Regions from separate parts of the Mus musculus genome. Here all the other regions are linked to region 1. The links are chromatin loops, found by intact Hi-C in ENCODE. Cell type or tissue: left cerebral cortex. All regions are shown on one strand. Region 1 holds the start of Nptx1 (neuronal pentraxin 1). Region 2 overlaps Rptor (regulatory associated protein of MTOR, complex 1). Region 3 overlaps Rptor (regulatory associated protein of MTOR, complex 1). Region 4 holds the start of Rptor (regulatory associated protein of MTOR, complex 1).

The links. Hi-C counts contacts between places; a loop is a spot of excess contacts. Peaks named below come from ENCODE experiments on the same cell type or tissue, not always from the same donor. Only the 100,000 strongest peaks of a DNase experiment are listed, where the experiment ranks them.
Region 2: it touches region 1 in a loop (2.5-fold over the local background); 3 of 42 quality-filtered maps call a loop at or near these places.
Region 3: a loop joins it to region 1, with 4 times the contacts of the local background. A loop is called at or near these places in 5 of 42 quality-filtered maps.
Region 4: a loop joins it to region 1, with 4 times the contacts of the local background. A loop is called at or near these places in 6 of 42 quality-filtered maps.

What each region holds. Positions count from the first base shown.
Region 1 is chr11:119,546,054-119,554,053 of GRCm38, reverse strand. It overlaps Nptx1 (neuronal pentraxin 1), which reads left to right and starts at 6,234. Exons shown (of 5, transcript NM_008730.2): 1 at 6,234-6,908; 2 at 7,195-7,402. The coding sequence starts at 6,465. It overlaps Gm11762 (predicted gene 11762), which reads right to left and starts at 5,424. Exons shown (of 4, transcript NR_045099.1): 1 at 4,292-5,424. In left cerebral cortex, a CTCF peak has its summit at 4,702; DNase peaks (open chromatin) are centred at 6,000, 6,305, 6,598, 7,535 and 5 more places; H3K4me3 peaks cover 3,941 bases; H3K27ac peaks cover 3,815 bases.
Region 2 is chr11:119,791,558-119,799,557 of GRCm38, reverse strand. It overlaps Rptor (regulatory associated protein of MTOR, complex 1), which reads right to left. Exons shown (of 34, transcript NM_028898.3): 8 at 689-789; 9 at 92-236. Among named protein-coding and RNA genes, the nearest start is that of Rptoros, 39 kb to the left of the region's middle. In left cerebral cortex, a CTCF peak has its summit at 7,920 (motif pointing left); DNase peaks (open chromatin) are centred at 1,263, 1,467, 2,997 and 4,675; H3K27ac peaks cover 5,930 bases.
Region 3 is chr11:119,614,668-119,622,667 of GRCm38, reverse strand. All of the region lies in intron 1 of Rptor (regulatory associated protein of MTOR, complex 1), which reads right to left. Among named protein-coding and RNA genes, the nearest start is that of Rptor, 16 kb to the right of the region's middle. In left cerebral cortex, a CTCF peak has its summit at 3,682 (motif pointing right); a DNase peak (open chromatin) is centred at 3,674.
Region 4 is chr11:119,597,990-119,605,989 of GRCm38, reverse strand. It overlaps Rptor (regulatory associated protein of MTOR, complex 1), which reads right to left and starts at 3,085. Exons shown (of 34, transcript NM_028898.3): 1 at 2,019-3,085. The coding sequence starts at 2,180. In left cerebral cortex, a CTCF peak has its summit at 5,519 (motif pointing left); DNase peaks (open chromatin) are centred at 2,225, 3,028 and 3,493; H3K4me3 peaks cover 2,277 bases; H3K27ac peaks cover 1,400 bases.

The sequences.
Region 1 (8,000 bases):
ACGACTGCTGTGGCTCGGTGCAGCTTGGGATGTTGAGACACCACCAAGGAAGGGAAAGACTCTGGGTTAGGACTCATGGTCTTTCTTCCTCCAAACCTGCCCAGCTGATGCCTTCTTTTCCTCTGCTGGCAAGGTCCCCATCATTCCCTCAAAAGGAAGAGAACTGAGGATATCTAAGGTCATTGTCTGTCCTTCTTGACTCAAACCCAAGCCAAAGCCAAATGTCCTGGGCTGTCATTAATTCCCTAAGATGTCCTCAAGTTTGCCTCTTTCTTCCCTGGCCTCTGCTATAACCCTAATTCCTCACCACTCCAGTGGAATCTCATGGTTTCTGCCACCCTCAAGTTTATCCTTCCAGGATTTTAGAGCACCCTGACACAGGACCACCAACGTTCCTTGAAGGAGGACAGGGCACTCACAAGATGATTTCCCGGCTCTCAGCCAAGTTCCCTAGCCAGCTAAAATCTGTCTGACCATTTTTTACCACATCCCCCTAGGGCACCCACCTGTTTTGCATTTCATGATTGACAAACATCCTGCCACACTTGCTTGTATTACTCATGATGCTGAATGTTATCTGTGAGTGTGTGGTCTTGGGATCGAACCCAGGACCTTGTGCATGCCGGGCAAGTGTTCTACCACTGACCTACACCTGTGTTGATCATTCAACCTCTGTGACTCCCACACTCTCCCAGACCTCGCTCTGATCTCACCTGATCAGCAGACCCTATTTTCTCACACTACCCGGACCTGTTCCTGGCTTGGTCAGTTCCAGCCAGTGGGGCTCAGTAAGGAAAGGGTGCTTGTGTCTGTCTGCTGTACTGGATGGATGGTGTGCTCTCAGAGATGGGGGTCGGCGTTTTATTCATCACTGGCCCTGGCACCTTGCCTGCCCTCGACAGATGCTCTGGAAATATTTGCCAAACTGGAAGCAAACATTAGGAATGTTTACACTGTGCTAAATGCCCAAGATCTTGCCTGGCATCTGAAACCTCTGCTTTGAACAGCCAGGCAGCACTGCACCCCCACTTCAAAGGCCTGCTTATTGAGACCAACAAAGAAGATCAGGCCAAGTTCCTACCCCTGATCCTAACACTAGGCTCAGCCCATAGGAAGGGGAAGGGCAGGCTGAGAAACCATGTAGGTCTCTGTTCCTAGCCAGATTGGGCCAGCGGCTGGCTCAAAAGGAGGAAGGACTCAGGTGAAGGTGACCCTTTCTAGGGGGACCCCTGGCAGGGCACAGAGAATGGGGTTTGGGTGGAGTCTTGTCTGTGACTGCTCAGTCCCCACAGCAGCAGGGCCAGCTCCCTTGTATTTTCACATTGAGTGCAAACAGAAAGCAAGGCCAGTGTCTGACAGAAGAGACAAGTGAGGTGCCCTGGATCCCAGAGTACCAGGAAGCCTCTCCCGTCTACACAGTGACTGTGGATATGCTGAGCCTGTCCCCAAAGGCTCCCCTATATGAGTGCCTTCCTCTGCCTGACAGAGACTCTTGACTGGAATGGAAGGGCTGGACAGCTATCCTGTTTCACCAGACTTCCTGTGGTGGGCCTCTGCTCATTTCTTCATCTATGAGAACAATAGCCAAAGCATGCCTTAACCAGCCAGGAGAGGAGATACAGAGGGAAGACTGGAGAAAGGACAGCCAGGGGCTGGCAAGGGTTCAGCAGTTAGGAATGCTTGTTACCAGACCTAAGTATGTGCATGTGTGTGTGCATGTGTGTGTGCATGTGTGTGTGCATGTGTGTGTGTTTATGAATGTGTGTTCACACCCGCATATGTGTGTGTGCACAGGTGCATGTGTGTATGTGCACATACGTGTGTGTATGCTTGAGCATATGTGTGTGTTCATGTGTGTGCATGTGTAGGTGAGTGCGTTGTGTGTGTGTGTTTATGAATGTGTGTTCACACCTGCATATGTGTGTGCGCACAGGTGCAAATGTCTATGTGCACATGCATGTGTGTATGTGTGTGTGCTTGAGCATATGTGTGTGCATGTGTACATGTGTTTCTTGCATGTGTCTTTGTGCATATGTATGTGTACATATGCACACATGGCTACAACTGCCCTGGGGGGGGGGCATGAATGAGATGGTGGGGTTCCTGGACCTGGAGTTATAGGCAGCTGTGAACTACTCACTCGTGAGTTCTAGGACAGCCAGGGCTACACAGAGAAACCCTGTCTCAAAAAAACAAAAAACAAAAAAACAAACAACAACAACAACAAAAAAGTACAACTTCTTGCCACAGACACGCCCATGAAGAGGACAGAGGGCTAGACCTTTTCCAGCACTCCCAGGGAGCAGGTTCCCTACATGCCACATGCCAGTGGGTGAGACTCTGTCAGGAGAGTGACTCTGAGGCACAGGTGGGCTGAGGCTGTGACTCAGAGGCCTGTGAGGCTGGCTGCTGTCAGAGCCTCCCCACCCCTCAGTCCCAAGGGGAAGGAAAAATTTCACAGGTCCTGACTGTGTCTTCAAGGCTCAGCTTCCTATAAGAAGCCGGGCTGCTGTTTGTGGATACTGTTTCTCTAACCTTGTGTGAGGGGTACAGTCACACAGAGAGTGTTAGTGGTGCCAGCACCGGCCTGGAGGAGAAACAGAATACATGCAGTGCCCCAGCAACCGGAGTGCTGAAGAGACTTAGCCCCAAAAGCACAGGAATGGGGAGGGGGGTAAGGAAAACACCAGCACTCTCTCCTCCTATGCAGGGTAGTCCCTACTCAAACAGCATCTATGGCAGACACAGCGTGTCCCCTGAAAGGGTTTGTTGGCACGTGGCCAAGTTGCCCTGTGTCCCAATGGCTAATGAGACTCTGTACTTCTCTCCTTGGGAAGGGACTGAAAGGCTTCCCTCTACCCACTCCCAGGTTCCCCTTGCAGGGCTGGCTTTACTAAAGCACAAAGTGCTTCATGCTAGAGGGTCTCAGAAGCAAGGGTGTGGGGAGGCTGGTGCCCCTGTCAGAGGAAAGGCTGTGGGGAGGCTGGCGCCCGTCTGGCACTGTTTCAGACCCACCTGTCACCTACACATGTCAGCCTCCAGGAAGCTCTGTGCATATGGGGCTGGTCCTGATGGTAATGCCAGATGCCTGCCCTGCTCATAACCATGGCTCTGCTGCAGGGTGGGGCTTGGGTGTACCCGTGTGAGCTCCCACTCTCCAGTGGGTAAAGGCCCTGATGGGCATTGCTGTCCTCAGAGTACTGTGTGACTTCCCTGTGTAGTCTTCCTGAGAACACCCACCCTTTCCACTCTGGCACCAAATATCAGCTTGCAAACAGAATTTACCTCGTACTCACAGGCCTACACCGTGCGAGGACTGCTCCCTCCCCCAGTGTTATGCTGAACCCGGGCCAGCTGACTGTTCAGTCTTCAGCAAGTCTGGTTAACAAAGCCATCATCCAGGCTTAAATTATATAAAATTATAATGAAATAATTATAATAAAAACTAAGTATTCTAAACGCATCATTTCCTCAGTATTTTAGACATCTCTGTTCTGCAGGTATCAATGGGATTTGCATGGGTGTGGTGAAAATGCACTACAGCTCTGTGTGAGACCAAGGCTTCCCAGGCTTAGGTGCTGTGCTGTGTCCACAGACTGAGTATTTACCCCACTCTTCCGCTCAACTTCAGGCTCTGCGATGTGGTGCCCATGTCAGGCACAGAGACATGCCTGCAGTCATATAAGTAGCCAGTGGAGCACCCACCTACCAACTTCCTGGGTTTCCCCTCTGATGGCTTTTCTTTGCCCCAGACCCTCTGGGCTACCAGTCAAAACAATGAGAAGCAGAGCCAACTTTATAATGACCAGGGTAGACTCTCCCTACCTAGGATCCTGAGAACCCTCTGGAATGGATTTAAAGAGGGTAGAGGCCTCTTCCAGTGTGTTTGCTCACATGGGCTGGGCAGTTTAGCAATGGTGGTCGAATGGACTGTATCCTTGACTGTCTTCCCTGCTCCCTGCTCCCTGCTCCCTGCTCCCTGCTCCCTGCTCCCTGCTCCCTGCTCCCTGCTCCCTGCTCCCTGCTCCCTGCTCCCTGCTCCCTGCACCCTGCTCCCTGCTCCAGGCTACACAGATCCCAAAGGTCTTGCCACCTCTGGACCTGAGCGCAGGACCCTTTCTTCCCTTTGAGCCCCGCCCCCTCCCATCATCCTCCGTCAAAAGGTGAGGCACCATCAGCGCCCACATGTGACAGTACCAAAGTCACCTAGGTCTTCTGGATGATAAAAATCGGACCCTTGGGCCGCTCCTGGGGCTCAAGATACACTAAGCGCCCAGCTCCCTCTACACACCTGCGGGGGAAGGGACAGGCTGGTCTCCTGCGCCCACGCACTCTGAGCGGGGATAGCCTCGCCGCAGGGCCAGGCCAGGAACTGCTTCGCGTTAGACGCGTGGGGGGAGGCGCCGCCGGGGCCGAAGCGCTAGGTCTGCGCGGGGTCCCCGCATCCGTCCGCGCTAGGTTGGGAGTTGGGGGCAGACGTCGCCCAGCAGCGCAGCGCCCCGGGTTGGGGGGTAATTCCTAGTTCTGCCGGTGTACGTCCCACGCAGAACGGCGGGAGGCTAGTTCTGAGACCCCAGCGGAACCTAGGGGGCACCCAGATGCGAGACGCTGCGTTCCTGCGTTCTGTACCTGACGGTGGACCCGCCGGAGCGGGAGCCCCGCACTCCCTCTCTGCACCACAGCCGCGTCCTGACTGCGGGGTCCCTCTGGCGCCCGGAAGCGGCGGCCCAGCGACGCTCCTGTCGTGTAGGGGCCACGGCAGCTCGCAGCACGGACTCGGGATGGTTAAATGCCGAGAAGAGAAACACAGGCAGTGGGGCGCCCCTGGGGCTCGGGGCTGGGAGGAGGCGTCGGAGAAGACCTGGATAGTGGCTTCCCTGCCAATCTGGCTTCTACCTTCACCACCGGTGATGCCCACCGGAGAGTGGCATCCTCTGTCCGAAGGCTGCCAGTGGGTCCCGGACTGGCGCCTCACAGTCCGGACCTAGTCTGGTCCATCGCAGACCCGTAAAAGGAGTGAGGCAACCGAATGCTTGACTGGAAGGTCTATGGGGCGAACCCAGCCAGCCTGTAGTTGGGCTTTTCCAGTCATTTAAAACCCGATGTGGGTTCTCCCCGCCTTCGTTTTCTTTTCAACATAATTGGATCTTGGGCGAGTTCCCAGGTCCGATTCTGACTCCGACGTGGGGCTGCAGCCCAGACCCTTGTCCAGAGTCCCCAGAGGCATTGAAACCTGGACTGGAATCCCAGCCGGCAGTGCTGCTATCCAGAAAAAAAGGAGGTATGGGTGTGCAGGTGGCTGGGTAAGGTGTCTGTAGGAAAAGGGTAAAGAGGTGCGAACCCCTGTAGATGCGAAGTCGCTGCCCACCTCTGAAACCCCTCCTCCAAAGTCCAGGGGCGCGAGGAATGGGCTAGACGGGGTTTCAAGTGGACCGGTAAACCCAACGCTCACATACACCTACAAAGGGACACACAGACACGCCCAGAGCGGTAAGGGAAGAAGCTCCCCCAGGGGCCCCTTTTGAGTGGCCAGCCAGCTTCTGGGGCGCCACCTGCCTGGAACTAGGCTGGCTTGGATGGCAGGAAGGGTTTGATCCACAGATCCGAGAAGGCCTTAGCCCTGACGAGTGCATAGTGCGGGCTCTCGTTTCCGGGGGCGGGGGACATTATTAGGTCTACAATCCTCAGGAGTTGGAAGAAGGGGAATACAGTAGGGCGGGGAGCCAGGGCGTGGGGGATCCCCAGACTCAGAGTGCTCCGTGGCTTTCAGCCACAAATGTCCATGAATCATTGTTCGGCCTCGCGACCCCTTTTCTGGACCTCAGCGAGCTGAACGCAGGGGACACCGACGTTGACTATTTAGGAAGAAGAGGGCTGCGAGCGCATGGAGCCCGAACCACACGGGCGCTTAGTGTGGAGCAAGCGAACCGAGCTTGTCTTGTGGCCATTCTTCTTTTCCGAGCCCCGTTGGAGATTAGGGGTATTGGGCAGGTGCCCCACCATCTAATCCAGGCCCACGGCCGATCTCCTTCTTGGCCCTGTATTCTGGTAGTCTTCGGGGAAGCGGCGCGGGCCCAGGCGGGGGCGTGCGTGCGGAGGCGGTGGGAGGGGGCGGTGGCGGATCCGGGAGGGACGAGATGGGGAGGGCCGAGGTAGCTCCAGCCGCGCTCCCGTGCGACCCCCGCGGCGCCGCGGGGCCGGTCCGCACACAATTAAAGCGGGATTCCTCCCCCGCTGACGTCGGCGGCGCCGAGGCCCCTCCCGCGGCTGCATAAAAGGCGCGGGCTCCGCAGCGCAGGCGGCAGTGGGGGCCGAGGAGCGCGGCCGAGAAGACTGTGCGGCGTAGAAGCGCGGTGCTAGAGCGCGGGCCGCCTGCGGAGCGACTGCCCCAGCCAGCCCGATCCCGGTCTCAGCCCGATCCCCACCGGAGCCGAGCGGCCCCGGTGCTCCAAGTGTCCGGAGCCATGCTGGCCGGCCGCGCCGCACGCACCTGTGCGCTGCTCGCCCTCTGCCTCCTGGGCAGTGGGGCCCAAGATTTCGGGCCGACCCGCTTCATCTGCACTTCGGTGCCGGTGGATGCAGACATGTGTGCCGCGTCCGTGGCTGCGGGCGGCGCGGAGGAGCTTCGGAGCAACGTGCTGCAGCTCCGCGAGACCGTGCTGCAGCAGAAGGAGACCATCCTCAGCCAGAAGGAGACCATCAGGGAGCTGACCACCAAGCTTGGCCGCTGCGAGAGCCAGAGCACCCTGGACTCGGGTCCCGGCGAGGCCAGGTCGGGAGGCGGCCGCAAGCAGCCTGGCTCGGGCAAGAACACGATGGGCGACCTGTCCCGGACGCCGGCCGCGGAGACGCTCAGCCAACTCGGGCAAACTTTGCAATCTCTCAAAACCCGACTGGAGAACCTCGAGGTCCGCGTGAGCTGCGGTTTCCCCTCCGTGTTATGCGCCCTTCTGCCCTCGCCCACCCCATCCCGACCCGGTCCGGCACCCCCGTCCCCCCTTCCTTGCCTCTTCGGCGCGCTGATGCCTGACCGGCGCCTCTCGAACCCTGCGGGGCACCGAGGGCTGCCACTCGCTGGAGCTTCCCTCCAGGCCACCCCCGCAATCGCCCCAGGGACCGCGTCGCGGGCCTTCGCGCACGGTCCGGGCTGCACGCCTAACGGTGTGGTTTTCCCCTGCCCTTATGCCCCCGCAGCAGTACAGCCGCCTCAATTCTTCCAGCCAAACCAACAGCCTCAAGGATCTGCTGCAGAGCAAGATCGATGACCTGGAGCGGCAGGTGCTGTCTCGGGTGAACACTCTGGAGGAGGGGAAAGGGGGCCCCAAGAACGACACAGAGGAAAGGGCCAAGATCGAGAGCGCCTTGACCTCCCTACACCAACGGATCAGCGAGCTGGAGAAAGGTAAGGGCTCAGGGGAACGTGCTGCATGCTCTCCAGAGACAGCCTGCCTGGGTCCTGCTCCCTGCCCTGGCCTCTTGTCCCGGCCCCACTCTGTAATCCCTCCCCAGTTAGGGCTTCCTGCCCAGTTCCTAGGCTGGAGATACCTCTCCAGGGACGCAGCAGAGCTTAAGAAGGGATTGTACAGTACAGTCAGGACACTCGCAGGATTTTTTTTAAGTCTGATTTGTTTAATCTCCAGCAACTTTGCACAGTAGCTGTTTGTGGCCCAAGCCTTCCTTAGTAATGAAAGCCTTGCTTTCAGCTGGAATCTGTCACCAACAAAGATCTGGACACTAGCCTTCTGGGGCCATTGGGTATCTTTTCTGCCAATTGCCCAGTAGCCCTGGTGTCCTTTCAGGGTTTAGGGGTCCCTCTCTCTACCTTGAGCCCTCTCAATCGGTTTTTTTTTTTCCAGTGACCCATCTTGCATGCAGCTGCATTTGCCCTGGTCATGAACTCAGGCTGGTCCTTAGCACCTGCCTGGGTGTGCTGATGAGCTGTGCCCTGAAGTCAAAGAAATCAAACAAGGTTGTAAGAGGAGGAGGGGGCAGCCCCACTC
Region 2 (8,000 bases), 250 kb before region 1:
TTTATGGTTCCAAGAAGCCCACCATTTCAAAGCAGCCAGGCATACAAACAAGGACCCAAGCACAAAAGAATTGTCAGACAGACACACTTACCACATGGCATGCATGTATGTCGGGGGGAGCCGCGGGCTGCTTACTGGGGTGCAGTTATATGACCTCATGATTCTTTCTGCCAATAAAAAATTTCTAAACAAACTTGCCACGAGCAGGTCCTGTCGGAAAAGCTTTTGGAAGAGATCTGAGGGCAGATAAAAAATAACAAGGAACCTTCAGTGATTTGTGCCCAGGACTGGAAGCCAAAACCACAAATTCTCTCCCATCAAAAAATATTACACACAAGTTGAGATTGACACACACATTTCACACTGGTAATATATATACACACATGCACATATCAGCCTACATATGAACAAATACCCCAGTCCCAGCCAAACTATAAACAAAGCACACACGCTTTATAGCTGGGATTCTGGTTTCAAAGGTAGTGCCAGTATTTATTCAGGAAGCTGAGCCCCGAGCCTGCTGGGGAAGCATTACGGAGCTGAGAGCAAGGCTGACACCCACTGAGCATTGGACCCTTGGTCCTGAACACACGTGGTGGTGCCAGCCTCCTTAGACTGGTCTGCTCCCCTTGCTATCTCCCAGGCCCTGTGAGCTTCCTCACTGGCTCTGACTGGTGCGGTGTCTCACCCCGAGGGAGCACATTCCAGGCGATGGTATCTGTGATGGCTGTGAAGATCCAGTTCAGCTCTCCCAGAGGGGTCCTCCGGTCATTCAGCCGGCCAGGGATCCTAGACAAGATGTCCACTGCATTAGTGCTGCCATGCCTACTGAAATAGGCCAGGGAGTCAGATGTGGGAACAGAGAGGGAGAGCCTCAGGCTCAAAGACAGCAGGCAGGGCTGTGGCTGGGAAGGCCTCCTAGAGTCCCTAGCATTCCCACAGTTCCCACATGTCTTCTTGAAGGAGACAAGAAACTACGCAGGCTCACCCTCAGCAGTTCCTACTTTTCCCTCTCCACTGAAGACACACCGACAGTTTTTCTGTTGCCTTTGTGTGTGTGGACAGAGAACAGCTGCCAACACACGGTTGCACAGTTCCACACACGTAGCACAAGCCAACGGGGCTCAGGGACACATCTTGTGCTGTCAGGGGATCCATACATTTCAGTCTGTAAGAGCTGAGGAAGAGAGTTCTCCCCGGCACAGCCTACTCACCTCGCGGTCATTCAGCTGGTCCACTAGAGTACAACCAGTGGGAAGGACGGATGAGAAGCACACAGCATGTGCATGCATGAAAGGCCAGGCAGTGCAGAGACTGCAGACACTCAAGGGAGAGACTGGGGAGGGAGTGGCCACTTCCACGACGGAAAGGGAGGTGAAGGAAAGCTGTGTTGAGTGCTAACCCAGGAGAAGGCTCTGCATCCTGACAGGGCAGAGCATCCATGTCTGTGGCAAGCATATGTCCATTGGAGACCAGAGTAGTTCAAAGCCCTAAGGTGTGGGCATGCTTCTTTCTGCTCTGCAGCAAGCTTAATTTTACCCACTAGGTAGCACGTTTAATTATATCTGACTAGAAACTCTTTCTTCCTCCCAGAAGGAAAATCTTCACAGTGATTTGGTTTAGAGACTAGAGTGTGATTTGCTATTTATAAGGTGGAACAGATTAATAATTCCCATTATAGTCACCTAGTTGATGGTATTGTCAGTAAGAACAACTCAAAGACAAAGACTCAGGAACAGAGGGGAGCAGGGCCAGGCTACCTACCTAACACAGCTACACTGAGTAAGCTCGTTCTTGTTAAGAATTCCATTTGGTTTAGAAACAAAAATATGTCCTTATATTCAAGGTGGTTTAGTGATAGGAGAGAAAAGGGTGTGTGGGAGAGGGGGTAAACGACACATGACATTTACATCAGGTTTATTTCCAAAGGCTGGCATGCTATCACACAGCCTAGTGCTGAGCATGTATGGGGACCATTACGTACCTTACTACTAAAGAGAAAGCAAGGCCCAGGGAGGAACTCGGCATGGGGTGTTGGGGACTGGCTTGCCCTTCCACTGAGCATGGGGTTGTCCTTACTGCTCTTTACCGTGGAGACCACCACATGGAGGTGTGCGTGTATGGGGCTGGTGCCTTGTGCACTGGGCAGTGTTTTGGGGAGAGGTACAGGGCCTCTAAGAACCAGAGCCTGAGCATGGTCTGCCTCCAGACCTAGACTGTTAACAGGAAGAGCCCACATGCCTGGAGTCAAGTGAAGTCACCACAGATCACCTTGTTTTCTCAGGGACAGTCTCTGGGAATGTGAACCAAAGCTGTCTTCTCGGCAGTGAGAAGTGGGCTGGCAAGATTCTCTACCCTAGCCTCGGTCCCCGACAGCCACTGTGAGCAGAGCATGTGTTGTCTGGGTTAGGATCCCACAGCAACCTGAACCCCCCACCCCCAACCACCAATTTCCCCCGAGATTGTCATGAGGACATAGGCAAAGAATCTGCCCAGTTGCTGCAGACAGATCAGTCATGTTGACTGACTGAGTACCTGTCTAGTGGGCGAGCAGTGATGTGGCTGCTGGCTCGTCTGCAGACAGGTCCTTTTTGGGATGACGAAGGTAGAAGTGAGCCTACTCCTCACTTTGGAGCTGTGGCTTCTGTGCCTGGGAAACTGGGAGCCTATCTTGGATCATCACAGGCTACAGTAGGACCCAGAGGGATCCAACCTGAGACCTCACCCCATTCAGGAAGCTTCTCTAGGCCCTACAAAGTCCACTGACAAGCACAGGGGCTCTTTTAAAATTTAACTCCTCAGTGCTAACCAAGGACAAACTTAATGTGGAAAATGATCACAGGATTGAAAGATGAGAAGCCAAATTCTAGTCCCAGCTGTGCTGTGGCTGGGCAACTTCTGCATCCTGTGTCTCGGCTCTGAGTCACAAAAACTAACCTTATGTGTGACACACACGGGACTAAAATAAAACAGGTCACACTTGCACAGCAGATGCCGTGGCAGCCAGATACCTCCTTGGCAGGGGCATGCCGCCTCCTCAGCTCTCCCTCCCTCCTTCCCCTCCCGCTGTTGCTGTCGGCACGAGGGCTTATTCCCATCTTGTTCCCATCTTCCCACAGACACTGCTCCCTGCAGCTCTCTGTTTCCTGCCAGGGCTCATCTTCCTTGACTTCAACACCCAGGCTATCGCTGCTGACTACCAACTGCCACAGAGTGACCACTTTTAAATGTCTCCACTGCTGTGCACATGATAACTTCAGGGTGGGGCAACTTCTGGAATGGCCATCTGGCATCATCTTGGGCCATACTCTCTTCATCCCGAGCGCACCCCCCCCCCCGCCCCCCCGGCCCTTGTCATGACCTCTGCAGTCATTCAGCAAGACTGTCCATTTCCCTTCTTCACCTAGTTGACAGACAGGCCTTGTTACAACAGTGGTCATCCAAACCTCAGTGAGAAGACATTTCTTGTTCTATGCATTCATTCCTATGAGCAACACACCAATCTGTGTCTCACTAGCATAGCCTTCCCCACCTAATCCTCACATGGGGCTGCACAAAGCTAGCCTGTACAAAAACCTATTGTTCAGCTGGGTACTGACACTCAGACCAGTTGTGACAGGCTGACTACTGACTGGAGACTACGGCCATGTGTGCCACTGCACACGGGCCACCTCCCAGGAAGGTATTCTCTTCATTCTCACAAAGTGGGGCTGGAGGCCTTGGGGGAAAGTGGAGAACAACTGGACACATTTGGCCTACCATCTGCCTCACAAGGTACTGAGGACTAGGAATAACTGGACCAGGGCTGCAGGAGGTAGGCTTACAGCAAGCTGATGATGCCCAAGTCTTGTTGACCCACATGAACCAGAGCTCCTCCTGTGCTTGCTCTCTCCTTCACAGCTAGAAAACCACAGGGCAGCCAACAGCAAAGCAAGTTTCCCCACTGCTCAGACTTGAGTGTCTCCACTTAGAATCTCTAAGGACTGCTAGGCATCTGTAGCAAGATGAGCAGGAGAAGAGCAGGCTGAGCATGTCCCAGCTAGACCTGGGCACACGACACAGGGGGGAACATCCAGGCCTCTGAGGCACAGAATAAAGACTTCTGAAAACAGAAGATTCCCTTCTGGGCCTCGAAACCATTACTAACCGAGCAAGCTGAGGGCTGAGTGTGTTTGACCTGTTACCACTCTCCATCCATTCTTCTCCTGGCTGGCCCAGAGTCACATCACAGTGCTGGAGACGTCAGAGCTGGCCTCTGTCTGTCTGCTTATGCTGCCCACGCTCCTTCGTGGGTCAGAGACTCTGGCTCCCCTGGGGCCAGGTCCCACTCAGTGTAGCAGGATCTCCATCTATTCTGTGTAGCTCAAGATGCCCTGGGCCTGACAGCTTAGTGAAGCTCCTGCATAACCTTCAAATCTTTAACAACATTCACCTCTGAGGAGCTCAGGCATTCCTCGAAGCCCTTGCTTGTGTTCTTTTTATTACTTATTCACCATTGCTCCTCTATGCTAATCTCCTCTGTAACTAGATAATAAATTCCTATGGGCAATGGCTTTCGTTCCTCGATATGTATCAATCTTCTTATAGTTTTTGGCAGAGTGCTGAGCACACTGCATAATCTCAGCAGCCCACAAACCTGAGTCACAGAACTTCTACTTGAAAACAGCGGCAACTCCCACTCATTGCTAAGACTCCCCATCGCCCAGTGGATAGAATCCTAACTCTTTATGGCAGCTGGCAGCTGTGCACGGGGACAGGAAAGGAGTCAGTTTAAACGCTATTCTTCAGCTGTGTCCTCAGGGTCTTTCTCAGCTCTTGAAGTGAGCAAGGTGGAAGAAAGGGAACCTGGCCATCCCAAGAGTGCTGCAGTGACTAGGCAAGACAGAAAAAGATTCTAGCTTGCCTGTGTGTCCACCTGTGATAATTAGCTGTAGCTGTCAACTTGCCATACACAGATTCACCGGAGTTGTACTGAGGAATTAACTGCCCAGATCTGGTTGGCCCGTGAATGAGGTTGAAAGGTGACTGTCTTATCCTAAAAGTGGGTGGCACCATTCCCTGAATTTGGGTCCTGGGTGTTTCCAGTTCCTGCGGTGTCCTGACTTTCCTGCCATGATGAATTCTAAACTGGAGCTGTGAGCTAAACTAAATCTTTTCTCCCCTTGGTTGCTTTATCATAGCAACAGAAAAAGACCGCAGGACAACCAAGCAGTATGGGTGCTAACTCAAAGGTTAGTCTTCCCCAAATTATTCCCTTACCCACATGCACTTTCACATTTCAGTACATTCTCTGTGCTGTAACAACAGTGTCTTGGCTGGCCTCAGGCTTGGCACAATGCACTATGCTCATGTGCCCATGTGTGCTTGGTTGGTCAATGCTAGAATCACTACTGAGGGATCACAATGCTCTGTGTGCACAAAACAAACCTCCAGCTTCCAGGAAAATGGCACTGTCATATCAGAGACATGCTTTTCCCACAAAGTAAGGACATAAGAAGACAGTCATAACATGATATAAGTCCTACTATCTAAAATCCACTATGAACCCTGGCGCACATCCCTTGGCTGGCTCAGTGTGCACAGCAGCAAACGATGTGTAACGCACTGAGACCCCGTGGAAGGGCAGGCTGCATGCTTGTCATAAATGCCCACAGATATAGAAAACAGTTTGAAGGATCCACCAGTCCTAACTGAGTATCTTGGCAGGGCAGAAATTACAGGTGTTTTTAAAAATCCTTTTTGCTTATCTGTGTTTAGTGATATACTGCTAAAAACACAGTCCTTACATAACAAAGGAAAAAAATCCATTTTTTTTTCCATAAAAGAGAGGCAGTTTCTAAAAAGGGAAGGCCTTTAAAAGCTACACATTGTGCACCTGTGTAAACGGACTAAGTCAGTCAGGGTGTGGTGGATCGCCACTTCTCAAATGACCACAATGAGGTGACTGTGGAGAGCGCTGTGGACTCACTGCAAATGATTCCTTATTTGGAAATGCTTTGAGACAAGGAGCATGGGAGGTGAACCCATCAATTTCCTTTGAAAACCAGGGTCAGTGCATCATGGCTGGCTCTTCAGTAAGGCAGGAGCTACTCAATCAGTCCACATGTGCACACGTCCAGATGCATCCAGAGCCCCAGTAAGAGGCTGCACTGAAGCACGAGCGTATGGTTGCACAGACACTTCCCTCTAATGACTCAGGGTTGTAGGGCAGAGTGCTGATGCCTGAAGCTAATTTGCTGGACAATGAGTGTTTATGAGACTTGTAAAAATATTTTTCATTAGCTAAATTAGACCACAAACCACATGCCTTGATATTTCTTCCACAACCTATTAATACCCTATGCCGCCTGAACTCCTCAAAGTGTACACACTCTAAACACTCACAGACGTCAAGTGATCATGAATCTGTGGCCTACACCGTGACCCACGGACAGTCTCAGGAGTGTGGTTTCCCAGTGCTGTAGCAGCACCGCCCCCTCCCTACCAAACACACCGACACTGAGGAGCTGGTACCACAGTGCCACGTGGAGTCAGGCAATGAACAATGCACAGGTCTCAGGGCTTATGGCTTCCCATGTTCCTAAGGGTTGGTGCTATCGAATGACTCACATCGGTCTTCTTGGAGAGTCCATAGAAGGGCTATGCATGTGCTGAGAGGATGTGCGTGGCAGTCAGCTTTCAGTAGTGACACAGACACACATAGACAGACAAGGACACAGCAGCCACAAAGACCGTCCTACCGTCTGCCTCTTCACCAAGGTCTCACTCCCAAGAATTCATTTAAAACCTACTTATCTTCTAGGGCCCCATCTCCAAATACTAGGGCTTCAACTAAGAACTCTTAAGGCACATAATTCAGCCCACAGCATCCAGACCAGGAGATGACAGAGACACAGAGCAGAATACCTTAAAAAAAAAAAAATGCCCATGCACATACTAAGGTAAAACTGTCAAAGCTGGTGAGAGAAACCTTAAAAACACTGAAAGGAAAATATGCAGGGGGAGAAAGGCCACACAGTCAGCACAGGTCAGAGCTGCCTCCTCCTCCCCCAAACTACAAACTGACAGAAAGACAGACCGACAAGCATGGTGGTGGCAGACAGTAGCCAAGGCCTCCAAGGCACTGAGTAGCAGGCATGAAGTCACTTGGAAGGGCAGTCCTGGCTGAGGTCAGTGAAGAGTGGGTGTGCAGATCTTCAAAGACCTCAGTGGAGCACCGCAACCTGTATAAGGGCAACGTGAGCTGATGCTAAGTCAGTCAGAGGAACCAAGTTTTGTTTTAATGTTTAACAGCAACATAGCGCATTAACAGAAGAAAGGAAGATGTTCAAACCTTAGCAGCCATGGCTTTCCTTGGTCAGATGCAGGGAGAGTTATACAACAAGTTTCAGCACCAATCAGTGAAAACGAGGGAACTCCCTACCTGGTGTTGGCTAGCCATGAAACACTCACAGGTCACGCTATGCCTAACAACAAAACACAGGATGTCTTTCCCTCCACTGATCCGCGACGGCAGAGGCTGACTGCCCAGCTTCATGGTTTACATTTAACACTGTACCAGAGGTGTTAGTTCAATAGAGTAAGAAAAAGAAACAAGAGATGCAAACATTGGAAAACCGTATGCATTTGCAGAGGGCATAATTATAAACACAGATCTAAGGAATTTGCAATACAACGACCAGAATCCGGAAGTAAGTTTAGTGAGTTCAGAGGAAACAAGGCCACTCTACAAAATGCATCACATTTCTATATGCGAACATACAATTAAAAACCCTGACATGAGGGCTGGAGAGATGGTTCAGTGGTTAAGAGCACTGACTGCCCTTCCAGAGGTTCTGAGTTCAAATCCCAGCAACCACATGGTGGCTCACACCATCTGTAATAAGACCTGATGCCCTCTTCTGGTGTGTCTGAAGACAGCTACAGTGTATTTAAATATAATAATAAATAAATTAAATGCTAAAATTTTATGAAATACTTGAAGCTTCAACAAACAAGCC
Region 3 (8,000 bases), 69 kb before region 1:
TGATTTTCAAGTTCCAGCTCTAAAATACAGACAGAGCAGTCAATCACAGATGTGTCCGGTGACTCCACACAACACTGTTGGGCATACTCCCACAGTCCTAATCTTTGGCACTAAAATTATTAACAGAGTAAAGGCTAATCTAAGAAGCTCAGGTAGAACGTCATTGCAACCTTCCTGACTGAATTCACTTCACTACCAACAGCCTGAGGAAGAACATGGTTGTAAAAAAGGTTGAACATTTCTCAGCTACATAATCACCAACCTCTTTGAAATATCTTAACTCCTTCCCATGTTTTAAAAGGACACTCCCTTGGAAAGAATGGCAGCTCCCAGTGAGTGACATGTAGCAGGACATGAAGTGAGAGGGTCTGAGCCTGACTTGGGGTGGGGGGTGGGGGGCGCCTATCCCTTGGGCAGATGGTCGGTGTCAATGTAGCAAATCTCTAGCCACAAGACTAGGAAGAGTCCAGAGAGCCTTTGATGGCTACCAAGGTGGGCTGTGACTCTGCAATCAAAGCAACAGCCTGAAGGGGACTAAGAAGCCAGAGCAGAAAACCTGCTCTGACCTTAGCTAGTGCCACTCCCTCCCAGGAAGGGTGCGTGCATGAACACTTGGAGAAACAAGTAACAAGACTAACTGCTGCTGCCCGTGGAAGCTCAAGTACAGGCAGAAGGACTGAGTGAAGGCACAGCCTGACTAGTCTGCGGCAAGTCCTGCTTCCTCTCTAAGAGAACTTCCTGTGCCCTAGAAAAAGGCAGGAGGGCAAAAGAAAAAAAGAAGGAAAAAAAAAAAAAAACACAATGCACTCCTTTCTGTCAGATTGTCTCCTGGGTCCCCAGCTCCTTTATTCTGTGAGGACTCACCTCAGCCAACAGCAATCTCTGTCCCCACCTGTGGGACAGGCCCTTCTCTAACTTCTGTCCAGGCCCTAGGGGAAGGGGTGGCTACCTCCTGCTGTTATCTTCCAACATCTCAAGTTTTCCTTTCTTTCAGTCTAAAATCCTGACAAACTAATTCCTTACATAAAGCCTTCTGCTGACATGTGCAGCAGGTTCTCTGTCATCTTTCTGGATGCCAAGAGCCCTCATAACACATCAACTCAGACACAGCTCTGAACCCACAGAGTCCGATAAAGACTGTCCTGTCACTTAATAGCACTGAGCAGCTGAAAAATCCTGCTGACCAGAAACCACATCTGGCAGGTGTCCGGTTTCACCAGAATAGCCCACTCTAGGGACAGCTGGGCTGAGTTCAGGGGGACACTGTGCCTTTGCAAATCACTTTCACCCTCAGACCTCCAACTCCCTCCTTGAGCAGCCAACATCTCATGACTTCCGAGGTACCCTCCAAACCAGATGTAAATGGGTAAGGTGAAGACTGAGAAGGAAATGGTTAACATCAGCTAACGAAGAAGAGAAGAGATGTCTTGGTCAGTGAGCCAGGTGTGGTGTGTGCACTTGTAATCCAGCGCTGAGGAAGTAGGGACAGGGCATCTCTGAGTTGCCTTGGTCAGTGTCTCTTCATGGCAATAGAACAATGACTACAACAGTGACCCAAACTGCCTGTAGAAGCAAACAGGGACTCCACGTGAACACAGACACCCTTCCTCTCAGGCTCCTCCAGACTCACACAAATAATTTACAACAACAAAAACAAGGAGTAGGCTGTAGAGCTGGCTCAGAGGTTAAACGCACTGTGTGTCCTTCCAAAGGTCCTAAGTTCAATTCCCAGCAACCACATGGTGGCTCACAACCACCTGTAATGAGATCTTCTGGCCTACAGACACACATGCAAGGCAGAACACTGTATACATAATGAATAAATTAAAAAAAACAAAAAACAAAGAATAAGAAGAAACAGCAAGCTGGGTGTAGTGGCCAGGCCTTTAGTTCCAGCACTTGAGAGGCAGAGGTGATGGATCTCTGTGAGTTTGAAGCCAGAGAAAAGTACATAGTGGTGAGACTTTGTCTCAAAGCACAGGAATAAACAAGTGCGGGAAGATGTCCAGCAGAAGCAGCAGAAGCCCCCAAAGCCAGAGGATGGAACTGCCATGGAGGCAAATGTGACCTCCACATGCCTGGGGACACCTACATCCTCACACCGAAAGACTGGAACAGGATGGTTACTAGTTTAAGTAAATTAGTAATAAATAAGAGAATTACCTAGAATCTAAGAGGGGGGGATTCAGATAACAACAGGCAGCAGTTTAGACACTGGGAGAAGAAAATGGAGGGACATCACAACAAAGAGCAAAAAGACAAAGGACAACACAGACAGACAGAGGTATACTCTAACTAGGAGTTCAGCATGATCCTCCCGCCCCTGCTCCCTGAACACTGGACTGTAGGTGTCCACCACCACACAGGGTTCTCCCACGCTAGGGGATCAACCAGCGCATCAAGCTTGCTAGGTAAACACTGCCCAGTGAGCGACAGCTCCAGACAGGGTTGTTTTGGTTTGTCTTTTTTTTTTTTTTTTTTTTTTTTGAGGGGTGGTGGTGGTGGTTGTTTTTAACTGATGAAGGCACTAAATCACAGACTCAAAAAAAAAAAAAAATCCTTTAAGTTCATAGGTAAAATGGGCAGAAATACCCACCCACCCCGAGAAAACAGGAAGTTTCTTGAAAGCAGTGGAGAGAAGTGAAGCCAGCCAACATGAAGAGAAGCGCCTTGCCAACTAGCCAGGCCCTTCACCTAGCTAACATCAACAGAAGCCCCTAGTGAGACTGCATCTACAAGCCTGTAAGAAATATCAGGGAAAATATTCTTCAAGAATCGGGGCTGAATAAAGATATTTTCTGAGTAATAAATTTGATGTCACCAAGCCCTTGTGAGAAGAAATTCTAAAATCTTTCCATTAAAATGAGGAATCCCACCCAAAACTCAAGGGGGTGGGGCTGGGAATAAACCAATCACAGACAGAAACAAACAAAAGAAATGACTTCTGGGACCTTGTGCTGTAACTGTTCTCCTCTCCTCTGTGCTGCCTCGACTGCTGTTACAGAAGAAGGCCAGGTTACTTCACAAAGAGTAAAGGAGAGAGATTAGACATTTCCAATGCATTTTTTTTAAGTATAAATAAGATGCTAGATTTAGGACTAAATAAAAAAAAATTAACTGCTTTAATTAAAAGATAAAAATCAAGCCAGGCAGTTGTAGCACATGATTTTAGTTCCAGCACTCAGGGAGCAGAGGCAGGCAGATCTCTAAGTACAAGGCCAGCCTGGTTGTCCTGGAAGTGAGTTCCAGGACAACCAAGGCTACACAGAGAAACCCTGAATCATGTAGACAGACAGACAGATCATCAGGCTGAACTAATAGCTGTTTACACAGACATATGGAGCACAAAATGATACAGAAACACTGACCTACATAAAGGGATGGAAAATAAGCAACAGAGAACCTGGTCGGTGCCTGGTGTTAACAAGGCCAAAAAGATCTGAAGTAAAAAGCACTGTTATGGGTTTAAAAAGCCACTTCCAAGTGATGCAGACTCAGAGTGTATAACATGACAGCACAGCCTCAGAATACAACCACAGCAGGAAGCACTGACCAGAAGGATAGAGAGAAAGAAAGAAAGAAAGAAAGAAAGAAAGAACGAACCAGCCTTCTGAGACCATGAAACTCATTTCAATGTCACTAGACTGTAAAGCAAGCTGTACGAGCCACAACACTAGGGGGCGCCATCCACTTAGGACAGTACTGTCCACAGGCGCCCCTAACCACAAGTGCACTAGCCAAGGATGACTCGGCAGCCATCACAGATGACTTCAATCACAAGCAACTGAAAAAAAAAAAAAATCAAACTCATCCTAGAAAATCTCACCTATGCTACAAATTACAAAGCAGGATAAGCATGCCTGTGCTCACCCATAATCCCAATATACATGAGGCAGAGGCAAGAGGATTCTGGGATTGACTTTAGCGCAGGCTACATAATGAAACCCCACCGCAAAAACAGAACAACAAAATACTTCTAAATAACAAATTACTTAATTCAAAGTGAAAAGCAAAATAATCTAAAGTGAAGAACCACATCACTGCAGGAAAATGTACAGAATCAATGAGACAGTCACCTCCCAGAACTAACACCAAGGAAACAGATGGCTGGAGACTCACACTAAGTGTCCATCTTGAGAATCTATCCCTTAAGCCAGGTGGTAGCTAGGGCAGGATTTCCACAAGTCTGAGGTGAGGCTAGAATGCATCAGAGTTTCAGGCCAACCTAGACAGACAGACAGACTCCCCTTTAAGGGCAGGGGTAAAAGCTGAGCCTGTTAGTACATACCTTTAATCCCAGGCAGAGGCAGGTAGATCTCTGAGTTTGAGGCCAACCTGGTCTACAGAGTGAGTTCCAGGACAGCCAGGACTACACCAAAAAAAAAAAAAAAAAAAAAAAAACTGTAATAAAAAACAACAACAACAAAGCCTAAATCCACAGAGCCAGGGAGGTGAGGGAGGGAAGGCCCTTGCCACTGTGCTAAGCCTGACACTGTCTGAGTTCCATCTCCTAGAAGCCACAGGGTGAGGAAGAAACCAACTCTTGCAAGCTGTCTTCTGACTTTTACACATGCACAAATAAATATACTTAAATTTTTTCATAATTATTGTATTTTACCTGTATAGGTATTTTGCTTGCATGCATGTCTGTGTGCCATGTGAGTGCCTGGTGACTGAAGCTCTTAACCCTAAGCTATTTAAATCAAAAAGCCTAATTAAAAAAAATATTAAAGCTTTTATAAAGAACACTTACATGGCTTCTCAGGCAGTGCTAGCAGTCACGGGGAGGAGGATGGGGGGATCTTGCTGTCCTGAGACTGACTAACTGTGGCTCAGGAGCTAACACCAAGCTCAACCCAGCGGCTAGAGCAATGGCACAGCACCTGGTCCCTGACCACCTGAACCCACTCTGCTTTATGCACTGCAATGTTCAGGAATGTCCACATTCAGCACAGGGCAGGTGAACTGGAACACACATGTAATGTGTGCGTGGAAGGCAAGAGTCAACACAGCTAGTCAATATCCGTGCTGCATACGCCTCAAAGAAGTAAGATGCTAACTGCTCCTGACAGAGGAGTTAACAGATGTCAGGGCAGGATGCATCAAGGACACTCAGGTTACTGAGATGTCCTCTTTTCTGAAGAGGGGCTGGGTTCACAAATGTTCCTTTTACAAATATTGATTGATATGGAAATAGTCAGTTCATAATTTTTAAAAAAGAAATCAGGTAGGGCTACACAGGCCTGCTTTTAATACAAAACAGGTCAGTAAATGGGCAAGTCCTTGCAAGAGGTTGGTGGCTAAAGCACAAAGTTTGTACAATGAGCTAAGCCTTTAAGGTGGTGAGTAAGTAAATCTGAGACTGTGATGAAGGGTCCAGCCTGGAGCTACCACAGTCCCAGAGAGGACCTGAGCCTTACTAAAGCATAAATAACAATCACTTCTGCTTCACCTCTGACCTGCCAGCTTTACAAAGGACATCCCTCCCACCACCCCCTAGGGGAAGGTAGAGCGTGGATTCTAGACCAGCAGCTCCTCATCTGGGAACCATGACTTTAGTCTGGTAGACCAAGCCATCTTAAACTTTATTGTTGTAAGCTACTCAGTAAAATCCAGGGCTGCAGAGATGGCTCAGCAGTTAAGAACACTAGCAGCCATGGCAGAGGACCTGGGTCAGTTCTCAGCACCAACAAAGCAGCTCACAAGTGTCTCTAACTCCAGTTCCAGGGAATCCAACACGCATGGTGCACATACATCCAAGCAAACACTTAAACACATAAAATAGAAGTCCACTGTAACTTCTTAGAGAATCATCTTTCAACATTGTAATCTACCTAATAGTAAGCAATGTGATCTGTGTTTTTATCCCAATCAAAAACTACTTAGAAAAACAATGGAGCAGAGGATATACCTGCAATCCCAGTACTGGGGAGGCTAATGCAGAGGACAGCCATGAATTCAAAGACAGCTTAGACTACATAGCAAGATCCTATCTCAAAAGAACAGATAGATAGATAGATAGATAGATAGATAGATAGATAGATAGATAAGAAGGGGAGGGGAGAAGAGAGGAAAGAAGAAGCGAGCAGAGGAGAGGCAAAGAGAGTTGGAAAGGACCCAACTCCTGCAGTAGACCCAAAAGCTTAAAGCTTAAGTTCTTCAGACTGAAGGACAATGCTACTTTTAAACTCAGCTTACACAAAGAGAAGAAAATTGAAAACATAAATACACAGGAAATATAAAGGTACTTCCTAATTTTTAAATGTGTTTAAAAATAATCAACTGCTTAATAATAAAATAGAGTAGTGTAGGGCTTAAAACATGTACAGTTAAAACATAAAATATCCACAGCATCGACACAAGGAAGACGGAGGACTAGAAGCTTGTCCCTCCCAGCTCCTATGTCACTATATGTCACAGTAACAACCTCAGCAGGGTCACCTGGTTAAGAGAAAGATATAGTGTCATAAACCTGAGACAGCTAGGAAGTAACAGAAGACCAAATATAAGGTAACCTTTTCTTTTACAACTGATCATAGTAAAATAATCCCAGGGGCTGGGATGTAAGGGGCAGAGCACTCAAATCTGCTAGGTTTGTCCTATGTTTCAAAAACAAAAACAAAACAAAACAAACTTCCATTCCAGAAAAACATAAACAAAACATCATACCTACTATTCTCTCACCTCCATCTCCTATCCTACCCACCAGTCCTATCTGTCCACACACTCCTCCATAGGCAAATAGTCTTTCACCTAACACAACTTCCAAGAGGCCAAAATGAAGCAGTGCAGCAGGCTCTTCTGAGTCGTTTGTTTTAACTAACAGCCTGCTTTGGGGAGCTCCTGGGACAGTACATGGGACACACATCCCTCCCTGTCCACAGCACTGCTCTGAGGTCACATCATGCCATCATGCCTTCTCTGCAACAGGGAAGCAGGTTATTGGAATCCATCAAAGAACAGGTGCAGAGGAGGGGTGCTATAGCAGACAGTACTATAAAGGCCAGGGTCCTTAGACTTTAAAATTGCTCACAGCTGTATTACGACAACTGCATCAAGTCCAAGGCATCCCACTGCGAAAGCATTCATACTGCTTTCAAAACACGTCTCTATGCATAAGTCACCTAATCACAGAAAGTCAGCTACAGAATCAACCACAATCTACTTGGCATAAAATGCTTCCCCATAAGAGACAATCTGACTGAACTTTCCCAAACATGTAACTAAGTAGAAATTATCACTAAGTCCCAATAATAAACAGATTACCCAACAGTTAGCTACTGGGAATCAGAAGGACTGAGATTCGGCCACCACCGCTGTATCTACCACACAGACACAGACTCTCACTAACAAGGAGCTAACCACAGCCCTGCTCAGCAGAACCGAAAGTCCTAGGGAAGTAAGCCAAGAGAATTAAGTAAGCTCCAGGGCCGCTACAGTGTGCACAGACACAGCAACACATCACCACCGTCAACGTGACTGGATCTGTAGTCAGTAGAGGGTCACACTTCTACAGGTGTGTGAGGAGTGAGAGGTTTTATTGAGGAGACCAGTTTTTGATTGTCCAATGGGTCGAAAAGAAAACAGAGAGAAAGCAAGTGAAACCCCACGTCCATCTCTCTGCCTCCTGACTGGAGGCAATGGACCAGCCACCTCCCACTTTGCAGCCGTGCCGTCCCCACGAGGACTGTGCCCTTGAACTGTGTGCCTTCAACCTGTGAGCCAAAATAGAACTTTGCCTCTTTAAGTGCTTTTCAGCTATTTGGCCACCATGATGAGAAACCTAATTCACACAGCCGCTGACCACATGGATATCACTCTCATCACAGTGCCCTGCGAAGCCAAGGAGAGGCTCATTTGCTATGAATCAAACCAAAATTCTGGAACTTGGTAACAAGGTCTTGGCTCTGTTAAAAAAGAAGAAGAAGAAGCCTTTTGAAACGGGGACAGAGAAGGGTAAGATGTAGCTGCTTTCCTGGTATCAGGGCAGATCCACAAGG
Region 4 (8,000 bases), 52 kb before region 1:
CTCAGTTTGTAGAGTGTTGCTTAGCGTGCACAAACTCTGAGCTTGATCACTAGGACCATTTAAGAGTGAATTCAGGGGGCTGGAGAGATGGCTCAGCGGCTAAAAGCACTGACTGCTCTTCCAGAAGTCCTGAGTTCAATTCCCAGCAACCACATGGTGGCTCACAACCATCTATAATGGGATCTGATGCCCTCGTCTGGTGTCTCTGAAGAAGCTACAGTGTACTTGTCATATGTATAAAAAAAAAATAAAATCTTAAAAAAAAAAAGAGTAAATTCCATGGTGCACACCTATAATCCTAGCACCTGGGAAGTGGATGCATGAGTTCAGGGTCATTCTGACTACACGCCAAGCTGGCCTGCACTACATAAAACCCTGACTCTAGAAAAGTATTAAACTAAAAGTTCAAAAGATATCCATTAATGTGATTTGAACAGTTTGAGTACAGGTTTAGGTAGCAAAAGAAACCACATTCAAAAGAACAGGAGAGAAAAAAACGTTTAAAATAAGAACTCCACCAAATCGAATGGGGGGGGGGGGGAGTAGAGTTGCTCTAAAACAAATTTATTTTTAGATAAACACTGCAATCAAATTTATTTTTATTTCATTAGTACTAGACATGTCCATAAAACAGACTTTATGCAGTCTCTCTCAGCCATCAGTTTAACTTAGATTGCTTTTATCCTTGTTTAAGACAGGGTTTGCACGTTGTAGTAGGGCTGACCTTGACCTGTGATCCTCCTGCTTCAAGATCCAGAGTGTTGGGATTACAAGAGTGATTTACCTTGCCCAGCATAAAATGCTTTTGACTATACACCAAGCTGGACTGCACTACATAAAACCTTGTCTCAAAAAAAATTTTCACAACTTTAATCTTAGCACTCAGCAGGATGAGGCAGGCAGATCTCTTGAGTTCAAGGCCAGCCTGGTCTACAGAGTTTCGGGACAGGCAGAGATGTTACACAGAGATATCCTGTCTCAAAAAAAAAAAAAAAAAATCAAAAAACAAAAAAATTTATCAATTTTTTGATAAAATTTAGCCAAATCAACAACTGAAACACTGGTCATTGCTAGAACTATGTTGAGGGTTCATCAACATACACCTTTTTAAAACAATCATCTCAAGTAAAAACATACCAAGTATAAACAAATGACACATTATAACACCAATTTCCTCTTTTATACTGAAAAGTTCACACAAATGAAAGAAGCCCAGGAGGAGAAAACAACTAAACACACATACACACACTATGGGTATACACAGACAAGAGACAGTAAACACACATACACACAATATGGGTGTGCACAGACAAGACACAGTACTCCCCTTTTGTTAGACCAGGAACTAACAGCACTACAGCTGGCTGTTTTCTTTGCTACCAACATCTCATGACACTCCACGATCAGAAGAACGGCCAAAAAACTGAACCCAGGTTCCAATCCATCATACCCCATGCTCCCTAATTTCCACTGAGGAAATTTTATCTCCAGGTTACAGTGACCACAAGTCACATACACAGGGAGTCAGCCTCACAGACAAGATGTTCAAAGGACTGGGATGAAACCTGCTGCAACCTTAAAATAACTTTGCCTGAATTTGTTATTGGCTAAACATTTCAAGTCATCTTGTTTTCCAACACACTTTATCAGACATCTGAACTTCAGGCAACCTGGTTATTTGAAAAAAAGCAGACTACAAAAATAGACTAAGCACGTTAACTATTATTTCCCAAGTTGTCTTTTCTCTAAGTGCTACTAAGTGTAGTAAAGGGCATATAAGTATCTGTGAAACTATAGTTCCTAATTTGGTGTTTTTCCCCCCTCTGAATTAAAACTCGTTTTTAACGCTACTCGGTGAGAAGAGACTAGCCAAAACCCGAGTCTGGAATAGCTTTTTGGATTTTAGTGCAACATGTGTCTTCGAAATACCCGCATCCTTCTAAAAAGGCTGTCCTTGCTCAGAACTTTCTTAGTTGGAAAACTACGAACTCAAAAAGGTGCCATGAGAAGCCACTCACCCGATCCTTCATTCTCCAGCTCTGCGCTAAAGATTTGGAGCCTTCGATTTTCTCACAATGTCTTTTCTTCATAAAAGCCAAAGGCAAGTTCCAATCTGTAAGGTCCGCCTCATCTTCCTCCCCGAGTCCCATAAGAGGCGACTGCAGCATCTCCGACTCCATCAGGGGAGGAGGGGGAGGGGGAGTCCTTGGCAGCAGGCGCTCGAGAACCTCCAGCCTTAAAAACTAGTGTGGACCAGAACTGGTAAAATAAAATACGGGAAAACGGGAAGCTGGGAATAGAGACGGCGGCAGAGCGTTCGAAGATCCTTATTGAGGCTAAACCTCGGAGATCTTTATCTCGAACTCTGAGCGCGAAGTTGGAGGGGGCGGGGTGGGTGGCGAGCCCGTGGGTACCCAAGCCCGCAGGACCCGGACGAGCGGCGACACGCGCGCCCGGTCGCCGGCCCCCGCAGCTCTGCAGGCCGTCAGGAGGGCGGCAAGCGGGACTGGCGGAGGCGGGAGAGACTTCAGGCCCGGCGATGACCCGGCTCTCGGCCTCCAACGCCTCAGTGGCTCCCGGCGGGCAGGCCGGCCCGCTCGCAGGGCGGCTTCTCCGACTGTGCTGGCCCGGCTGAGGCCTCAAGGGATCGGGATCGGGGGGCTTCGGGGCTCGCCCAGCGGCTCTCAGCCCTGCGGGTCCCGCACTCGCCTGAGGGGCTGCAACCTGAGCCAGGACCGGCCCATCGTGCCCGTCCGCAGCCGGGCTCCTCAGCCACCGGGCCGCGCGGCCAGGCCCGTGCTGGCCTTCTGCTTCGTGGCTCTCTCCTACCCAGGAACGAGTCCCGATACACACGCGACACGGGCCCGCGGACAGCACAGGGACACTGGGCTTATTAGGTCAGGGGAGTTTTGCCCTCTGCTCTGGAGCCACAGTGAAAACTCCTCTCATCAGCACATCAAGGAGGACGCCATATTGCCAAGGCCCAGCATGCACCGCTATCTACGGCGCGTCCAATAAGCCAAACCTCTTCGAGCGTTCTCACCGCTCTACCCCTGCTAGGGCGTAGAGCTCGGTGTTCCGTCCTCCCTTCCCCCACGCCGTTACCGAGGTTACCACGTCTTTTCTCCTTAGTTGATCTCCACTAGTAAAATAGACCATTTGCGATTGAAACTATGTCCGTTCAGTTATTTTTAAAAGCTTTTTGCTACTACAAACAAAGCTTCGTGCCTTGATATTAAAGAAAGAAACCACTTGGTTTCGTCATGATTTTAAAAGGTGGTATTTTTAAAAAGCCTCAGAAAAGACCATTGATATTAGACACATAAGACTATCGGGACTTTCTTTTGATATTTCCACTTTTAAAAGAGACCGATTTCATCGATTACGAATTTTTTGTCTGATATACTTTATTTCCTGAACAGTATATTCTTATTTTGCTACAGTTTCATGTGCAAACGTCTAAAGCTGCCCACAGAAGCAAGCCTCCCTGCTGTTGACTTCTCTGGTTCAGTTCAGTAAATCTCAGATATTGACACACTCTGAGAACTGCTTTGGTGCAATGGAAATATAAAGTAAATGTAACGAGGTGCCAGCCTTTCGTAACCAGGGTGCGAGTGAGACACTTTTTGGTTTTTTTTGGTTTTTGGTTTTTTGTTTTTTTGTTTTTTGGTTTTTTTTTGTTTTTTTTTTTTTTTTTTTTTTTTTTGGTTTTTCAAGTCAGGGTTTCTCTGTATAGCCCTGACTGTCCTGGAACTCACTTTGTAGACCAGGCTGGCCACCACCGCCCCGGTTAGTGAAACACTCTTAACCTTTAGCTAGAGTTCAGTCAACAACTGAGCCCACCTTCAGCTTTGGTGTTAGGGGAGCCTCTGTTAGTCAATGTTACTAATTTCAAGCTGCATTTTCTCAGTCTTAGGTTCCTGAACCATAAAGTTTGGATAATATTAAAGAATATTACTAAAAGGATAAAAATTTAGCTTGTAAAGATGCCCAGGCCAGCCTAAGCTACAAAATAAGACCCTTTCTTTAAAAAAAAAAAAAAATCCACTTTAAGAGAAGGGTTGAAAGCTGGGCCTGGTATTTAATCCCAGCACTCTGGAGGCAGAGGCAGGAGGATCTCTGTTAGTTGGAGGTCAGCCTGGTCTACAGAGCTAGTAGTTCCAGAACAACCAGAGCTACAGAGAGAAATCCTGCCTTGAAAAACAAACAAACAAGATGTGAAGGCATTGCAAGCCACCACTGAGAGTGAGCTCTGACTGATCCTGGTATGTTTATAAAAAGATAAAGACAGAAAAAATATGTTCTATGGGGGGAGGGGGAGGAATGGGGAAAGGGGGTTCCTCCGTAGACCCATGCTGAGGCATTCCTTCCCCCTGAGAGACCAGCCACATGTATAGAGTAGAGTTTATTCAGGGCATGGGGAGGGGAGTTAAGAGGGTAGTAGAGGCAGAGAAAGGGAGAGAGAAGGATAGAGTAGAGAAGTAGAGGTGAGCCATGGCCTTGAGCACATGGAGAGAGAGGGAAGGGAAGGGAGAGGGGTAGGAGAGAGCAAGAGCAGGAGAGAAGCAAGAGATCAAAAGCAAGAGTAAGAGAGGGATGAAAGGGATAAACAGCCCCTTTTATAGTGGGTCAGGCCTACCTGATTGTTGCCAGGTAAGTGTGGGGTGGAATTTAGACAGAATGCTAACAGGTCCCACAACTCCAATGTAGTCTACTAACTGTAGGCCTTACCACTAAAGCCTGGGTTAATCTGCAGATGTGTTCCTCAGAGTAGATCCAGGGTTGGACACAATGTGACAGTCCCTAACACAACCCTGCTAGCATCTGAGAGTCCAGGCTGCAATCTCAGATCCCTCTCACAAGCATGTGGGAAGTGTTTCCTGCTGTTTAGTTATCACCCCCCAAGAATTCCTGAGGTTACAGTATCACACAGAGCCCATTATCCTCCTAGTCTCAGAGCAGTGCACCAAAATCGAGTGTCCCCATTACCACCAGCCCCTCCCCACCACTACCAGCAGGGGCTTTAGAATTTCTAGAATCTATAGAAGAAATCATAGCACCTCCTGCTTCCACCTTGTCCCAAAGTATCCCTTGACACTTTACTTTGTAGTCCTGATGCCCACTGGTGCCATACACACATGGTGATCCCTCCAACCTTAGGCTGCAGAGAGCTCCCAGAAACTGGAAGGCCAGTGAACCTAGTATAAAAAGACCCTGGAACAAGAATAACAAGAGACCCTGGAATAACAAGAGACCCTGGAACCAAGCTGGAAGGCAAGGACCAATGCCAAGGTTGTCCTCTGACTTCCACATATGTGCTATGACACTTGTATTCATACATGTAAACATTTATACACACATACACAAACAGGCATGCCTATCCAAATTACAAGTTTCAAGCCTGTGAGTGACCCTATATAAAAATGAACAAAATGTGACTGGACCCCTAGCTCATCAGACAAACATATGTAACTCCACCTCCAGGGCATCTGACACCCTCTACTGGCCACTGTGGGTATCTACACACATGTGTATTCACATGTATGTAACACACACAGATGCACACATAAAATAAATCATTTAAAAGGTTGGGCACATCTTTAGGAACAACACCTGAGGTTGACCTCTGGCCTACCCACACACGTAGCACATGTGAGTTTACATACAAAAATAAGGAAGAAGAGGCAGGCATGGTGGTGCATGCCTTTAATTCCATCACTTGGGAGATAGAGGTAGGCAGATCTCTGTGAGTTCAAGGACAGCCTCGTTTTCAAAGTGAGTCCAGGATAGCCAGAGAAAACCTGTCTCAAAAAAAAAAATGAATAAATTTTAAAAAGGTAACAAAGGAGCCCACTGCTCTAGACTCCTGAATCATGGGAGATGATGTAGGAAGACAGATTTGGAATTTGTTTTATTTACTGAGAGAACCCTAATGAGAGATAAAGGTAGTCAGAGCTACGGACAGGAGACAAGACTCTCTCCAAAGTCTCCTCCAATAGCTGAGCTTCATTCCCCCCATGCCCAACACACACACTATACACACATACATACACGTGTGGCGCACACACTGGTACACGTACCACACAAGTACAATACACACCATCCATAAACACACACCACACACACAATCACACAATCAAAACATACCATACACACATACAACACACAATACACATACACACGATACACACGCACACCAAACAAACACAACAAAACACAACACACAGAAGCGGATATTGAGACTTACATATGCAATTCTAGCACTTGCGAGGTGGAGACAGAAGGTTCAGAAGTTTAGAGCCATCCTTGGCTACAGGGAAAAATGGGCTTCATGAGATTCTAGCTCAGAACAACAATACTCAATCAATCAGTAAATAAGTAAATGAATAAATAAATAACATTTAATTTCCCAGGGCACCACTAATTCCTGAAGTTCTGACAAAGCCTCTCCCTGAAGTCTCTATACCTATAACATGCAGACTATGAAGGTGACACTTTGGAACAAATCTGTGACTCGTGGGAAAGCCAGGAAGGACAGGTTGACAGCCCAGTTCCCAACCTGAAAGTTGAAGGATGTGCCAGATTTCTTTCACTTAAAAGAAACACTCTTCCATTGTGTCCTGGACACTTCTATTCAAGTCTCTGACAAACCCTAGGAAACCTCGGGGGCTTTCAGAAGGCAGAGCCTCTGTAGCAAATGACAGGCTGAAGAAAACTAAAGGGTTGACATTTCTGCCAGGACAGTCCATTCTCCACAGCATGTGATCATTTGGCCACTTGGGCCTGTGGTTCCCATTTCAGTATCCTGCCATCATCTATCAGCAGGGACACAGGCTTCCATAAAGCTGCTCACCGAAACCATTTAATAATGAAAACATGTGTTACCCATTTCCAGACATGTGTAAAATCTGGTCTGAGTCAGGCTATGAAATTGGACGTGGAAGCTGAGGACAACCTCCTTCCCCTACAGTCTATTACAGTCTCTGCCTACATGAATAAAGGTGCTTACAAGCTGAGTGCCTCTGAAACCGATTGCTCATGGACAATGTCAGGCTGCAGACTAGCAGGAAGAGAGGAAGGGCTGCTGGGCCCAGCTCTGACCTCAAACTAGAGGAAATACCACTGACCTGCCAGACAAAAGGAGAGGGACCTCATCTCACACGGTGGACCCCATCACCCCTCACCAGCCCTAAAACACTCACTGCCAGGCTGAGGAGACAGTCCAGTCTGGAAGGAGCTTCTCCTATAAGCACGAGAGCCTGTGTTTCAGCCCCAGCAACTCCTGTGTTTTGTTTTGTTTTAAACATGCTGGACAGAGTAGCACATGCCTTTAATCTCACCACTCTCTGTGAGTTCAAGGTCAGCCTGGTCTAGGTAGTGAGTTCCAGGCCTGGCAGTCCTAGGAGTAATGAGACCCTACCTCAAAAAAAAAAATTGTGTGGGAGAGGCATTATATGGTTATAATCCCAGTGCTTAGGATGGTAGAAACAGGCAGATCTCTAGGGCTTGATAGCCAGGCAGCCTAGTTACTGGTCAGTGAGAGATCCTATCAAAAACAAGGCAAATAATACCTGTCCTCTGCCCTCTAGCATCCATACCTTATACACAGAGAGAGACAGAGAGACAAAGACAGATGGACAGGCAGACAGAGACAGACAGACAGACAGACAGAGACAGAGACACAGAGAAAGAAAATCATGTATACACGTGAATACACACACACACACACATCCTTGGAATTTTGACAACCTGATGCCAAAGACATAGTAAAGTGAGGAAGAGTACAAAGACAAGCCCCTGAGAATGTTGGTTGTGCATTATATCAGCCAGCGGGAAGGGGAAGAGGGCGCACAGGACAGGCAGTCTGGGTGAGAGACTCAGACAAACAGCCTTTCCCAGAAAGAACTGCTGTGGCTGTCTTTTCAGCACTTTTTAGCATGGCAGAAGCCTGCTGCAACCGAGAGACCCTTCTCTCAAGTCAGAAGGCCATCCCAACAAAG